2 separate regions of the Homo sapiens genome follow, and region 1 is linked to region 2. Evidence: chromatin loops called from intact Hi-C (ENCODE). Cell type or tissue: left ventricle myocardium inferior. All regions are shown on one strand. Each heading gives the region's core, and the rest is flanking DNA. Links, peaks and the distances in the headings are about the cores only.

What was found. Hi-C counts contacts between places; a loop is a spot of excess contacts. Peaks named below come from ENCODE experiments on the same cell type or tissue, not always from the same donor. Only the 100,000 strongest peaks of a DNase experiment are listed, where the experiment ranks them.
Region 1: it touches region 2 in a loop (2.3-fold over the local background); 17 of 110 quality-filtered maps call a loop at or near these places.

The regions. Positions count from the first base shown.
Region 1 is chr3:122,502,314-122,507,700 of GRCh38, forward strand. The region is part of intron 1 of KPNA1 (karyopherin subunit alpha 1); the gene reads right to left. Among named protein-coding and RNA genes, the nearest start is that of KPNA1, 9.9 kb to the right of the region's middle. In left ventricle myocardium inferior, for the core only: no CTCF peak of the experiment used is centred there; no DNase peak of the experiment used is centred there.
Region 2 is chr3:122,390,968-122,396,354 of GRCh38, forward strand. All of the region lies in intron 1 of FAM162A (family with sequence similarity 162 member A), which reads left to right. Among named protein-coding and RNA genes, the nearest start is that of FAM162A, 9.5 kb to the left of the region's middle. In left ventricle myocardium inferior, for the core only: CTCF peaks have their summits at 2,097 (motif pointing right) and 2,296; no DNase peak of the experiment used is centred there; H3K27ac peaks cover 2,645 bases.

The DNA.
Region 1 (5,387 bases), core at 257-5,256, 110 kb after region 2:
TGTATTTTGTTATAGTGCCTTTTAGGAGGCAGAGTTAAATGAGGTCATGAGGGTCCCACCCTGATAAGACTGGTGTCGTTATAACAGAATGAGACACTAGAGACTTCTCTGAGAGATACAGAGAAAGGCTACATAAGAAGACAAGAATGCAGCTGTCTGCAAGCAAAAGAGTGCCCAGAAATCAACTCTGCTGGCACCTTGATCTGGAATTCTAGCCTTCAGAACTGTGAGAAAATAAATTTCTGCTTAAGCCACACAGTCTGCAGTATTTTGTTATGGTAGCCTGAGCAGATTAATATGTCTACTCAGTGGAAATCTGGCAGAAACTTTATCAGACTAAAAGGTGGGTGTAATACGGATGAGAACTTGTGAATAATTCCAAGGGAATCATATTTAAAGGTGATGAAAAATGATATAAAGAAGAGTGCTGGTTTCCTGAAGCAGGCAGCATTTTAGCTATGAAATATCACAATATGGCACAATAATAGTAGTGTTGCAATGATGTCCCAAATTCAAAATCTGAGTGGGACGCGGTAGTTCACGCCTGTATTCCCAGCACTTTGGGAGGCCAAGGTGGGAGGATCACTTGAGCCGAGTTTTGTAGCGACCCTGTCTCCACAAAAAATACAAAAAAATTAGACAGGCATGGTGGCAGGCACCTGTGGTCCCAGCTACTTGGGAGGCTGAGATGGGAGCATCACTTGAGCCTGGGAGGTCAAGGCTGCAGTGAGCCAAGATCGCACCACTGAGCAAAATCCCATCTCAAAACAAAAAAAAAGATTCGTTAAGTTTCAGTTTCAGGTCAAAAAAAGGAAAAAGCCAACAGTAAACTCCAACAAAACCAAAAACCTAAAATTAGACTTAAGGAAGTAACTTAGAGGTCTGTATTCAATGTGGAGTTGTAAGGGTAAGCAATTAAAGCCAGTGTTGGAAGCATGCATACATATATATATATATAAAGAAAGAAAGAATAAATGATAAATAAGGCAAAAGATAAACAATTGAGAAATGTCAATGAAGGCATATAGGAAGTCTCGTGCACTTCTTAAAACGTTTTTGTAGTTTGAAATGATTCCAAACTTTTTAAAAAATCTAAAAGGAAAGAAATGTTACGCAAAAATTAAATATTCAACTGCTTTTTTATTAAAGTGTCATAGGCAGCAAGTTGAATAAATGAAGCCTAGCCTTCCACAAGTCCCATGTTCAAATTTGCTTTGCAGACCAATCACATACAGAAGACAGTAGACTTCTGTGAGCCTGTTTCCTCATCTGTACAATGGACATAATGATACCTCATAAGGTGAAGAACATGTAAAAGCATACTTCCCACTGTCTGGCCCTTGTATAGTTTATACTTGGGAGTTACTGAAATGGTCATTATTTTTTCTCTTTTGAACTATTAAATATGGTGAATTATATTAATAGACTTTCTAATACCAAATGATCCTGTTTCTTTGGATAAACACACTTGGTGATGGTGTGTATTACCCCTTTCCAATTCTATTTGTTATATTTGTCACACTGAGAGCTGTTTGAAAAAAAACACGGGTATGATTCCAATTATATGACATTCTGGAAGAGGTAAAACCAGAAACAAACAAACAAAAAACCCAGTGGCTGCTGGGTGTTTTGGGGGAAGGCAGGATTAACAGGTGGAACACAGAAGAATTCTAGGGCAGGAAAACTATTCTGTATGATACAATAGTAGTTAATGCATGCTATTACACATTTGTCAAAACCCAAAGAATGTACAACACTAAGAATGAACCATAATGTAAACCATGGACTTAGAGTGAGGATGATGTGCCAATGTTGGTTCATCAATTGTTTTAGCTTGATCAGGCTACTGTAACAAAACACCATCAACTGGGTGTCTTATAAACAATAGAAATTTATTTCTCACAGTTCTAGAGGCTGGAAAGTCCAAATCAAGACCCTGGCTAATTCAGTATCTGGTGAGGACCCACCTCCTGGTTCACAGATGACCATTTTTTTCACTGTGTATTCACATAGCAGAAGGGGCTAAGGAGCTCTCTGTGATCTCGTGTAAGGGCACTAATTCCATTCATGAGGGCTCCATTTTCATCACCCAAAGGCCTCATCTTCAAACACCACCATACTGGAGATTGGGTTCAACACATGAATCGTAAGGGGACATAAACATTCAGTCTACAGCATTACTTGTAACAAATGAGCCATTCTGGAGCTTGTGCAATGTTGATGGTGGGAGAGTCTATATTCATGTGGGGGCAAGGGGTTGACGGAAACCCTGTACTTTCCATTCAATTTTGCTATGAACCCAAAACTGCTCTAAGAAACTGTCTGTGTGTGTGTGCGTGTGTCTGCGCACACGCATGTATGTGTGTATTTAGACTTCCCACCCCAAGAGGGGACAACCAATCTCATTTATGGATACTGGTGAGATTTTTAAGTTTCACTCCTTTCACTCTATTACTTCAATGGATGCATTTAGACTTTGGGTGAGAGAGAGAGAGAGATTTTTTAAAACATAAATATCTCATCAGTATCCATAAATGAGATTCGTTGCCCCCTCTTAGGATGGAGAGGGGATTACATTTGTTCTGTTGGGAGAGACTCTTTTTTTTTTTAAACACAAGCCTCAAATGTCCCTCTAAAGAGTCTAATTAATGTGTCTGAAGCAGACAGACACCTCTGGGTTTTTCTTCCTTTTAAGATCCCCAAGTGGGCCAGGCACAGTGGCTCACACCAGTAATCCCATCACTTTGGGAGGCCAAGGGGCGGGCAGATCACTTGAGGTCAGGAGTTCGAGACCAGCCTGGCCAACATGGTGAAACCCCGCCTCTACTAAAAATACAAAAATTAGCCAGCATAGTGGCATGCACCTGTGAGTCCAGGTACTTGGGAGGATGAGGCATAAGTATGGCTTGAACCCGGGAGGCAGAAGTTGCAGTGAGCCAGGATTGTACCACTGCATGCCTCAAAAAAAAAAAAAAAAAAAAATCCAAGCAAATTCTGATATGCATCTGCAGTTGAAAATCACTATAGTAGAGCAAAAGTTTTATTTTAAAACAATGTAAAATACAGTTGAAAATGAAGGCTGAAGTTGGACTGAAGATAGCTTTGATAGGAAAGAAAGGAAATAAATCTCTATGTCTGTAATAAGAGGAATAACAAAGTAATTGTATGAGAAAATTAGTTTATCCTAAGCAAATATTTTTAGGTGTTATCACCTAAGCTACTAATTAAAAATTGTAAGTTACTTTTCAAAGTACCCTCTCAGGAATCAGAAGCCTTCAAAATTAAAGCCATTATACCTAAATTTCCTCTTGTTTTCTAGAGAAATAAAGCCAAAGAAGCAATAAACTTAAAAACAAGATGCAATACTGGTGGTGAAATAGAAACACACTCTTTCAAAGACAGATCCCCTCACTTTCTCCTTCATGTCTAGTTACTCAATTATCAAATTTTGCTTATTCTATCCAAAGTCTTTGATTTTATCTGATCCGATCTATTCCCACTGCCACCAGCCTGGCTCAAGTCTGTGTCAACTGACACCTAGATAACTACAACAGCTCTAAACCAGCATTCTTAACCTCAGACTCTTTGCTCCTCAATTCATCCTACACAGCCCTCAGATTAATCTCAACACCCTTTTCACTGTATCACTTCAATGGATAAGGAACTACAACGTTTTTAACCACTTCTTAGAACAAGTCTAAACTTCTTGGTCCTGCAAGATCCTTTTGTCTGGATTCATTCAATACCATTCTCCACCACTCTAAACCCAAAACAATGAGTGTAGATCTTTTTATATTTTTATTATATTCAAGATGTTATATATTCAGTGCACTGGGTCAGCCCACCTAATCAGTAAATCTCAAACACATTCTAAATGTTCTGAATATTTAAAATCCATAATACTCTTGTGGAACAACTTGAAATCCTAATATACTTAATTCCACCATATAAATCAGGCATAATTTTATTAGAAAGTATATGATATGCATTTACTATTAAAAACCAAAACTACAAGAAAGTATGACTACAAAAAAGTTATGAATTTAAATAAGTGGAGTATAAGTATAAAGTGTTCAGTTCATTTGAAAATATAAATTATTGATGTTAACAGCTTCTAGTCAAACGATAGTAGGTCCGTTTAAAATATTTTAATAGAAATTAGAAAAGAAAATTAAAATTTGAAATATCCTACCCATTCTTTTCCTATACGATAATTAAGGAGTAGCTTTATTTTTATTAAGAGCATTTCAGTGTTCAATGAAAGCAAAGTTTGAAAAACCCTTCAATAAAGCTTTTCCTGTGAGAAGTCAATGTGGCAGACATATGATTCATAGGTGTTCATCTCTGGCCTCATCTTATAGCTCTAACCAATAATCCAATGGCAATACATATTTTCTTTCACAGCCCAGTTTCAAATGTTTTCCTTTGAGAGGTTTATCATAACCTTTGCCCCAAATTCTGACCCCCAACTCCCAGTATCTATAGGTTCCCAAGCTGGGAAGTTCTCCAAAGACATTCTCAATATCAAAACACTTAAAGGAAAATATCTGTCAAGGATCTGGAGAACTCAAACCCTGAATTGAATACTTCCACTTTTAGAATGTACATAAAGGAAACAAAACTAGTAGTATGTGTAAGACTGTTCACTGCAGTGTGATTATTCTAGTGAAAAATTGTAAAAAACCTAAAAGTTCCAATATGAGGGCTTGGTTAAAGGAAATGTTCACAATGTATTGAGAAAACAGAACACTAACATGAAAAATCTGAATGCTGGGAACAAAAACCCAACCTACACTATTCTCTATACTTTCGAAAAATATTTCGTAACTTAAGAAATCAGAATATAGCTGGGCGCAGTAGTTCACACCTGTAATCCCAGCACTTTGGGAGGCCAAGGCGGGCGGATCACCAGAGGTCAGGAGTTCGAGACCAGCCTGGCCAACATGGGGAAACCCCATTTCTATTAAAAATACAAAAATTAGCCGGGCGTGGTGGCGGGCGCTTGCAATCCCAGCTACTCGGGAGGTTGAGGCAGGAGAATCACTTGAACCCAGATGGCAGAGGTTGCAGTGAGCTGAGATTGTGCCATTGCACTCCAGCCTGGGCGACAGAGCAAGACTCCATCTCAAAAAAAAAAAAAAAGAAAAGAGAAGATATCAGCATATAAAATTTGAATATGGAAATATTATTTTATCTTCCAAATTTTCTGTGATAAGCAATATACTGATTATACAAGAAAAAAACTTTCAAAAAGTAGAGCTGAAAGCATATGTTTACTATGATAAAGCTTATCAACCTACCTAAAACACTGAATTTCTATACTTTTCACTACTATTTTTTCAACTGAGTATGCTGTTATTTCTTCAGAAGTTCTGATCTTTATGGTC
Region 2 (5,387 bases), core at 217-5,216:
TTCTTTTGGTTTGTATGTTTTTAATCGTGATCCACCAGAGGATGGAAAATTTCTGGCTTGGACGTCTGGTCAATATATTCTGTCTCTTTGAGAGAAAACGAAGGTCTTAGTAATGATATTAAAGTTTGTTTATGCTTTCATGTTGTTATAATTGCAAAATAAAAACCAAGACCACATCAAATACTTCAGACATTTTTTAGCGATAACTTTTTAAAATTTAAAATTTTATTTTATTTTATTTTTGAGAGAAGGTCTGGCATTATCGCCCAGGCTGAAGTGCAGTGGCATGATCTCAGCTCTCTGCAACCTCTGCCTCCAGGGCTCAAGCCACCCTTCTGCCTCAGCCTCCTGAGTAGCTGGGACCACAGGCACATGCCACTGCGCCCAGCTAGTTTTTGTATTTTTTGTAGAGGTGGGGTTTCACTATGTAGTGATAACATTTTTAAAAATATTTTTAAAGCAAGACCTCATCTTTAAAAAAATATATTTACATTAGTCTATTATTCTAATATCTATAATAAGATAATATGTGTGTATGTTTTAATCAGCATTTATACTGTAGGGAGGTAAAAGTTATTAGCATACAATATGAAGTTGTAGTAAGAAAAAGTTGGGAGATACAGTCTGATCTAGGTGAACCTCTCATGTCTCCAAGTCCTTACCCTCCATAACTACCTCAGTACCTCTCTCACATCAAATTCTACTTGTCTTCCCATTATTCATTCTGTTCTGGCCATACTGGCCTTCTCTTTATGGGCTCTAGAATCTTTTAGGGTCTTTGCATTTATAATTCTTTCTGTTTGGAATATTCTTCCACCAGATAGCTGCATAGCTAGCCCTTGCTTCCCTTCAAGAGTGACATTCTCACAGAGGACTTCCTAACTACTCTATGTAAAATTTCATACACAGCCCATTCCAAACACATACTTCATGTCCCCATTGTTTATTTTTTTCTCTCTGGCACTTAGTATCTAACATATGTATAACTTTCTCCCCAGTAGAATGCAAGTTCTATTGGCACAGATTTTTATCTTTTTTATATATTGCCTAAAACAATGCCTGGCACATAGGAAGTACTTTGTTGAATGAATTACTCCAACATACATCGATGTCACTGATAGTAGGTATACATGTTAGCATTTTTTGCTTTATTATTTCTCAAACTGAGCTAGCTGAGAGGCAGTTTGTCTTCTGTTCTCCTAAACTGCCTTTGTTCTATAATTAGGAGGAATGGGAAAGGACAGCTGTCTTAGGAAATAATTATTGATTCTTTTTCTGTTTAAAGAGCAGAGTCCTTCTAGCTTGCTGCCGGTTAACCTTGTTCCTTTTGTAAGTGCCTGCCAAAGGAGGAATGGGATAGCATTGTGTGAGATGGGGCCTTGTAGGTCACATTAAACCAGTGGTTCTCTGGGGAGATGAAAAAGTCCTGGAGATGGATAGTAGTAATAGTTGCACAGCAGTGTAAATGTACTTAATGCCACTGAATTGTACACTTAAAATAATTAAAATGGTAAATTTTATGTTATGTATATTTAACCACATCTTAGGGGAGAGAAAAGCCTAGGTTCTCAAAGTATAGTCCAGAACCAGCATAGCAGCATCACCTAGGAACTTGTTAGAAATGCGAATTCCCAGCCTCCATTCCAGAACTGTGGATGCAGAAACTGGAGGTAGACAGCCTCATGATTTGTGTTTTAACAAGGCATTCCTCTGATTCACACCAAACACTAAAACACTAAAATTTGAAGATCACAGGATTTAATAATTGTGTCTTAATCCTGAGTGCTATGAAAATCTATTGAAGAGTTTCATAGACTTTTCCCATGGCCTCATAACTGCATAATTAACTTTGTCAGAAATCCTGACCACATTAGGGGTAAAATTGAAAAGTGTTCTAGAAGTTTTATCAAAGTTAATGTTTTACATAATATTTCAAAAAAAAAATAAACTTAACAGTTAGAGAGCCTGCTGTGTTTCAAGCATCTTACCAGATGCTCCCATATTTGCTTTTCCATTTAACCCTCAAATCAACTTTGGTACAAGAAACACTGCATTATCCACATTTTAAATGAGGAAACAAGCTAAAAGCAGTTAATTTATCTCCTTTCCACTAGGTGGCACTGATGTTGTGTTTGCCAGATCCAGGCAAAGCTTTCTGGCATTTATAGCCCTAGAAAACAAAATAAATGAGGCCTTTTATGAAAAAGACTGTGTGCCAGGTAACCACAAATAGAGATTCCAACTTCTGGTGTGTCAAGAGTAAGGACCTCTGAAAATCCATTTTTACCCAAAAGCAATGATAACACTGCCAGAAGTTGGCAGAAGCAACTTTTCCAGAACTCTGGAAAATTACCAGGCATTTGTGACAATCTGAGGAGCATTTATCCAAAAAAAAAAGCCTGAAATCGTGGTAGGACAGCAAGTTTTGTGGAGTTTTAACTTGCTTTATTCCTGTCTTCTTTCAGCTTCACAATAGTCTTGAAAACCAACAGCCTCACAAATCACAGTTACTTTGAAAACCAGCAGCCTTGCAGGCACTGAAGAAGGCAGAATGGGTTTAAGAGTTTTCCAAAACTTCCAGCTGCAGAGAATTGTTACTATTTGACTTGTCTGACAGTTCGCTGGAAACCCCACTCACAGGGCTTATCTTTTTTCACCTGACTTGGAGTTTATTCACTGCAAACAGTGTTTTCCCTGGTGCATTTGTTGAAAATAATCAGCAGCACTTGTTTGACATAACATGGAGTGGGTAACAGCTGGGTCAAACAAGAAGCTGGGGAATGAGATGTCCATCCTGACATCTGGAAAGCTCTGACATATTTCTAGAATGTAATATGTGTAAGGTTGGACACATTTTCCAGGAAAAACCTGAGAGGTCTCTAAGCTCTCACCTCACATTTAGTCTCTGTCCGAGCACGAATGGAAGGTGTGTTAGGCCAGTCTCGCATTGCTAAAAAGAAATACCTACGACTAGGTAATTTATAAAGAAAAGCAGTTTAATTGGTTCATCGTTCTTCAGGCTGTACAGGAAACATGATACTGGCATTTGTCAAGTTTCTAGGGAGGCCTTAGGAAACTTACAATCATGGTGGAAGGCGAAGGGGGAGCTGGCATGTCACATGTCCAGAGCAAGAGCAAGAGAGATCAGGGAGGTGCCACACACTTTTAAACGACCAGATCTCATAAGAACTCACTATCACGAGGACAGCACCAAGAAGGATGGTGCTAAACTATTCATGAGAAATCCACCCCCATGATCCACTCACTTCCCACCAGGCCACACCTCCAACACTGGGGGTTACATTTCAACATGAGATTTGGGTGGGGGTACAGATCCAAACTATATCAGAAGGCTAAGGCAGTGTTGCAGACTGCCTGCCTGAGGGTAGAAGACATGCCCCAACATGCACACACAGCCCGTAGGCAAACACTTAATAAACTTAAAGGCATTTATTAGTCTCTCCAGTTACTAGCTGACCACTAAGATAACCAGACAGACCTCTGTGGCCAAACACACAAAGGATACAAGGAGAGACTATGAACAACTCTATGGCAAAAATTACATAAACCAGATGAAATGGACACACTTTTAGAAAAAGAAAAATTATCAAAACTAAGTCAAGAAAAAATAAAATATCTGAAAAGTCCTGTAACAGGAGATTGAACTAGTGATTTTAAAACTTCCTGCAAAGAAAAAGTCCAGGCCCAGATGGCTTCAATTGTGCATTCTACCAAACATTTAAAGAAAAAAATAGAATTAATCTTTCACAAATTCTTCCAAAATACAAAAGAGGAGGGATCACTTCCCAATACATTTGATGAGGCCACATTATCCTCATACCAAACCCCTCCCAAAAAAATCTCAAGAAAACTATAGACCCATATATATCCCTTAGGAATATTGATGCAGAAATCCTCAAGAACTGCTACAAAATGAATCCAGTGACATGAAAAATTATAGACTGATCAAGTGGGATGTATGCTAAAAATGTAAGGTTAGGACTCCTGACTCAACATCATTCACCATGTTAATAGAATAAAGGAAAAAAACACATAACCACATCAGTAAACACAGAAAAAGCATTTGACAAAATGCAACTCCTCTTCATTATAAAAACACTCAGAAACTATGAATAGAAAGGAACTTCCTCAACCTGATAAAGGGCATTAAATGAAAAACCCACAACTAACATCGGACTTAATGGTGAAAGGCTGAATGCGTTTCCCCCATGACATGACAAGGATGTCCATTTTCAACAGACATTTCTGTTCAACACTGTACTTACTGGAGGTTCTCGTTAGGGAATTTAGGCAGGAAAAACAATAAGTGGCAAAAGAAGTAAAACTATATTCCCAGATAACATGATCATGTATATAGAAAATCCTAAGGAATACACACACACATACCCTGTTAGACTAAATGTTGAACAGTTTTGCAGTATGCAAGATAAATGGGCAATAAATAATGCAAACATGAAGAAAATTCCATTTATAATAGCATCAAAAAGAATAACGAAGTTTAAAACGTACTCTGGAAATTGCAAAAACACTACTGAAAGAAATTAAAGAAGACCCAAATAAATGGAAAGACATCCCATGTTCATGGTTTGAGAGACTTAATATTTTTAAGATGGAAGAATTCCTCAAATTGATCTATGGATTCAACACAATCCCCAACAAAATCCCAGCTGGGGTCTTTGTAGAGATTGACAAGCTGATCCTCAAATTCATACAGAAATTTAGAAATTTAAGGGACCCTGAGTAGGCAAACTAATCTTTAAAAAGAAAAGCCAAGTTGGATGACTCATACTTCCTGATTAAAAACTTAACTACAAAGCTGTAATAATTAAGACAGTGTGGTGCTGGCATAAGGACAGACATTTAGATCGGTGGAATAGAATTGATAGTCCAGAAATATACTCTCATATTTACAGTCAATTGATTTTCTATATGGCGCTAAAACAACTCAGTGCGGAAAAGAACAGTCTTTTAAACAAGTGGTGCTGGGAGAACTGGATATTTACATGCCAAAGAATGAATTTGGATCCTTTTCACAGAAAGTATACTAGTATAACTCAAAATGGATCACAGACCTAAATGTTAGAGCTAAAACTATAAAATTCTTAGAATATAGGAGTAAATCTTTGTGATATCGTATATGGCACCAAAAGCTCAAGCAATAAAAGAAAAGATGGATAAACTGGACCTCACCCAAATTAAATTTTTTTGTACTTCAAAGGACATCATCAAGATAGTGAAAAGATACCCATGGAGTGGGAGACTATATTTGCAAAGTACATATCAGATAAGGAAAGAACTCTTACAACTCAAAAATGAAAAGACATAACCCTACTTAAAAAAAAATAGGCAGAGGACCTAAATAGATG